Linked DNA regions of Homo sapiens: region 1 is linked to region 2. A link is a loop called in an ENCODE intact Hi-C map of the cell type or tissue named here. Cell type or tissue: heart left ventricle. All regions are shown on one strand.

Region 1 (2,500 bases), 190 kb after region 2:
TGGACCTCTACCTTGTCAGAATAATAGCAGCTTTAGCAGGAGAAATTGTATCACAAATCAAATATCAGACAAATTTTACATGGTAAAGGAGTCTATGAAATTGAACAGAAGCCTCAGGCTTCACTTTTGTGGTTTACAGGTATAACTTGTACATCTTTTTGAGATTATTCAAAGTGCATTTTCAAAACGGGCAACTCAGTATATTTAATATAAACTGATAACCCAACACTGATTCTGGGCAACATTTAGTCTGCTTACACCTAGAAACTCAAAATGAATTTAGACTATCTGCATATTACTTTACCACTATTATCTGTTAATTCTGGAATATTTCCATGACATAAAACACAAATAGAAATCTACACAAAGAAAGCAAACAAACAATTTCTTTTACATGAAGTATGCTGTGTTGAAAGTTCTTTTCAGTGGCATTTCATGAGTTTGCCTTTTCTGAACCCTGGAAACAGACATTACTCATCTGAGACATGATTATTTCTAATAGGAGGCCAAACTTTGAAAAGTTAAAACTAAGTATGTCTATAGGGTGCCAAAGTCACATGACACATGATTATTTTATGACTTAATTTTACTGATATCTGAATTAAGCTCAGCAAAAAGCAAGTCATATTTCTTGCCAGATTGACATGATATATAGGATGTGTTTAAAAAACCCCTGAAAACAAGTATAGAATTAGAAACGAATGTAAACTTCCTAAACTAACTCAGCTGAGGTAACAGGTAGCCAGTTAAATTGGCTGATTGGGAAACTTATTTCTTCTTTAAAACATACTTGTACCTGAATTGGAAACATCAGCAGTGCATCACAACACTAGAGCATTTTCATGTAATTAAAGCAATGGATGGTGATGTAGATTCTACAGCTTTCATGACATTCATTAGCTGCCCAAATTATTGCTGAGTTTTGATCTGTAAATTATAGGTGTCAAGGAGGCTGTAAAACTATATTCAAATTAAATCAGTAATATGCATAAAGTATTCTGTGTTCACTGCAAATATATTAAATATACAACTCTTATTGAGCATAATTTTCATAAAATTAACCCCCAACAAAATTATAATGCCTTTTGTTGTAATTTTACACCTTTATGTATTTGATAGTACATACGAGTTCAGAAACTTATGAATCTTAAGAAATATTACATGCAAAAAGTCTCTGAAAGCAGTTTGCACTTCTAAACAAATAACTGAAATGTTCGGTCAGTAAGTTATTGATGCACTCAACACTGGGGTATTTACAATTAATTATTAAAGAAAAAATCCAAAATCAGTTCATATTTTAAGTGCAGAGTCTGGGAATCAGTCTTCATTACTAGAATCTGAATCCTCAGATGACGACGATGTACTATCAGATCCAGATGAAGCATCAGCTTTCTCTGAACCCTCATCTGTGCTGTTTTCATTGAGAGGACTTGGTTCAGTTCCTCCTTTGTCTTCCTGATCTTTAATTCTGGAATCTTCTTCTTTTACTTCTACAGACTTAGACGAGCCTAAGTCACTGTTTTTGTTTTGTACATCAAAAGTATTGGACTGGGACAAAGTTGGAATATGAAGATTAAGGCCTGGAGTGAGAAGCATCCCTGGATAAAGTATATTAGATAGTAATAGTGGGTTAAGAGCTAATGGGTTGGCAGCTGCAGCTGTATTTAATGCAGCAGTAGAGGATGTGGAAGGAGAACTTGACACAGAGTTTTCTCCACCATTCTCTGAACTTTGGCTCTCTGTCCTTTCTGTTTTTCCTTCTGACTCCTTAGAGTCACTTCCCTTTTTGTCTTCTGTCCCAGATTCCGTAGGCTTTGTCAGGAGTCCTCCCATGCCCAACAGATTTGGTAATCCAGCCATTCCTGACAGCAGCATGGGGAACATAGCAGCCATGTTTTTAGCTTCTCCTCCAGAAGGAAGGCCGGTAGGCATTCCCATCAACCCAGCAGTTACTTGCAGTGACTGCAAGTTTTGTAGGTTTTGTTGTAAGGCCTGAAGAGTTGTGAGATCCACACCTGGAAGTAGTCCATTGGCTAACAAAGGATTGCCTGAAACACTGGTGGCAGATGCAGCAGCTGCTGCTGCTGTGGCCTTTGCAATTCCACTTTTAGGCCGTCTCCCCCGCCTGCTTACTTCCTCTCTCACAACGGGACCAGTGAGAATACGTTCATACATGCTTTCTGGAAGAAATCCCTGGAAGAAATATATATTCATTAATAATCCCTACATGAAAATAAAATAAAGAGTTATTAGCTTATCATACAAATAACCATGAAAAATAGGTAATTATTTGTAAATTTATTCTGTACTGATATTAAATAATCAATTATAATAGCAATAACCTAATTTTATATAAGTGGTAGCTTCAAACAGCTCTTCCACTTTTCATTTTATCACAGAATAAGTGAGTAAAGAGGTCTTTAGCCTTCCTCCATACTGTAAAACATAAGATTGTAGTATAATTCTAGAAAATATAAGGTCCAAAAAAATTTTTTCATGG
Region 2 (2,500 bases):
ATATGGACAGGTGGTGGTTGGGGGCTGAGGGAGCTCTCCCACACTCTCTTTGGCCCCAGAGGGCTCACCACCTGGCTTCATCTGTTTTCCTGCCTGACTCCACTAATACTGACAGCCCAGTGGCTCTATTTGGTCAGTGACTAAATAAATATTTGTCCTGAGAAGCTGGGTCACATGACCCTTGGGTGATGGCCTGGTTCCTCAGTGACTTGTGTCACTAGGAATGTTGCACCTCCCCAGTGACACCTCCACCCCTGATTTCCACCTAAACACACCTTGCTCAGAGATGCTGTGTCCCCATTTACATACCTCATCCTTAATTGCGTGGGCAAATTTGGGGCTGGCCTTCAACCTAGGCCATGTTACCATGCTCCTACATAGTGTAAGCGTGGAGCCTCGGGGAGGGGTGTAGTGATCCCCGCTTCTCACAGCCCCTAGCCTCTCCCCAGTCCCTTCACCATCCCCTCATTTCCTCGGACCATCTGTGATGGAGGAGAGAATTTGTCATTATGCCCTGGGCCAGTACTGGAAACTCCACCATTATTGATTGATCTCTTTAATGCAGGGCTTTAAGTCCTAACGTATGCGGAAGGATTAAACTCAGTCATTTATATTTAGGGAATGAAGATTCCAAGGTTTGCTTTTGATGTGGAGGGAGAGATGTAGTTGTAGATGGGGAGATTCTGGGGGCTAAAGGTCTGAATTTCCTCAGGTGTGGCAACCCTGCGGAATGGCTTCTTACAGGATCTTTAAGGCGTCTTAGGTGGAAGGCTCAGTAAAAATGTTTTCCTTGAATCCACCCCTCATCTCCATGTACTCAAACCTTTGGTGGAGATGCTACCCTGCTTGAGACTATTCAACCCTTTGGTTAAGGAAAATATAAAACTTTTAGGAATGATTTTTAGGAATGCCAATGTAGACTTAGGATTTCTTTTTCTTTTAAGGGAAGGAGTTTGTTTAAAATCTGTATGAGCAACTTGAGAAGATAATTTCGGCTTTGCTACTTGCATTCTTCCTATTGCCCACCAGAGGGCACTCAAGCACCCGCCAGGCGGAGTTCCCTAACCCGTGGATTCCTCAACCGCACCCAGCATCTTCCCAGGCTGGAGCTGAGTTAGAACAAGGGAAAGTTGACCCGCTAAGTGTCTTCTGAAAGGGCCATCTAAATGGTGTCAAGAGAAGCCGCCGCCTGTGACTGAGAAAAATACAAATGACACTCATGCGAGCCCAGTAGGATGTACAGCCACTGCCTCTCTGCGGTCACGTTTGCTGTGTTATTCACATTCCCAGAGGAAAAAGCTGTGTGCCTGGCTTTAGCATTCTTTCCAGCAGTCTTTATTTCCTCTTCTCGGGCACATTAGGGAATGTTTTGTACCTTGTCACATTAGAGGAAAAAAAAAAAAAAGGACGTTCTGCAGAGCGAGTTTAGGGCACACCAGTTATCAGGGACCTGAGGCCTGACTTGGCCAGAGGTCGGATGCGGCAATACCGGGTGCGGAATGCGTAACCACCCACCCGGGCCGGGGCTTCCCTCACTAAATTTCAGCAGCACGGCAACCGCAGTTCGCCACTTAGTGTCTCCTGCACTGCATCCGGCGTATTTTAAAACTGGATTCGACTTGGCTAGCATGAAGTAGGCAGCAAGGGCCACGAGAATAAGTCTGTTATGGACTCGACATTCATAATAACAAAGTTATTGACAGGAAGTCAGTCTTATAAGTGGGAAGTAGGAATGACCCTAATACTCTCCTGGAAGCCTCATTATTTGCTCATTATTGTACAGTTCCAGATATTCAGATAACTTTTCTTAGCAGACTACATTTCTGTTTTTAATCGTTGGTTCATGCAAAACCATTAGGATGCAATTCTTACTAAATCAGTGGCTCCAGCCAGGCGCGATGGCTCACATCTGTAACCCCAGCACTTTGGGAGGCCAATACAGGAAGATGGCTTGAGGCCTGGAGTTTGAAACCAACCTGGGCAACATGGTAAAGCCCCCATCTCTACAAAAAAAAAAAAAAAAAGAAAAAAATTAGCTGGGTGAGGTAGTGGTACACACCTGTGGTCCCAGCTACTCAGAAGGCTGTGGCAGGAGGATTGCTTGAGCCCAGGAGTTTGACATTGCAGTGAGCTATGACCGCAACACTGCACTCTATCCTGGAGGACAAAGGGAGACCCTGTAGACAGCTCGAGGAGCCACAATAAGCTTCTCACCCATGAAGCACTCCTGCCAAAAATGACGAATCCAATCAAGCCTTCACACCTGACAGTTTATAGGAAATACAAGGATAGAGGATCAAGTTAAACATCACAAGAAAACAGCCAAATCCAAAATGCGGAATACTCTGATCTGTTGACCGGTTCAAATTGTCAATATTATTGGGAGGAAAAAGTGGGAGGGCTGTTCTAGAATAGAGATTAAAGGGATATAACCAAATGCAATGACTGAATCTTGATTGAATCCTGGTTTAGAAAAATAACTGTCTTAGTCTGTTTGGAC

What was found. Peaks named below come from ENCODE experiments on the same cell type or tissue, not always from the same donor. Only the 100,000 strongest peaks of a DNase experiment are listed, where the experiment ranks them.
Region 1: a loop joins it to region 2, with 3 times the contacts of the local background. A loop is called at or near these places in 14 of 110 quality-filtered maps.

Annotation. Positions count from the first base shown.
Region 1 is chr16:53,323,713-53,326,212 of GRCh38, reverse strand. CHD9 (chromodomain helicase DNA binding protein 9) reads right to left here. Exons shown (of 39, transcript NM_001308319.2): 39 at 1-2,193. The coding sequence ends at 1,318. Among named protein-coding and RNA genes, the nearest start is that of RBL2, 110 kb to the left of the region's middle. In heart left ventricle, no CTCF peak of the experiment used is centred here; no DNase peak of the experiment used is centred here.
Region 2 is chr16:53,509,168-53,511,667 of GRCh38, reverse strand. LOC105371268 (a long non-coding RNA gene) reads left to right here. Exons shown (of 2, transcript XR_001752188.2): 2 at 945-1,384. Among named protein-coding and RNA genes, the nearest start is that of AKTIP, 7.2 kb to the right of the region's middle. RefSeq lists an enhancer at 1,007-1,146. In heart left ventricle, a CTCF peak has its summit at 1,020 (motif pointing right); DNase peaks (open chromatin) are centred at 1,067 and 1,527; H3K4me3 peaks cover 545 bases; H3K27ac peaks cover 1,719 bases.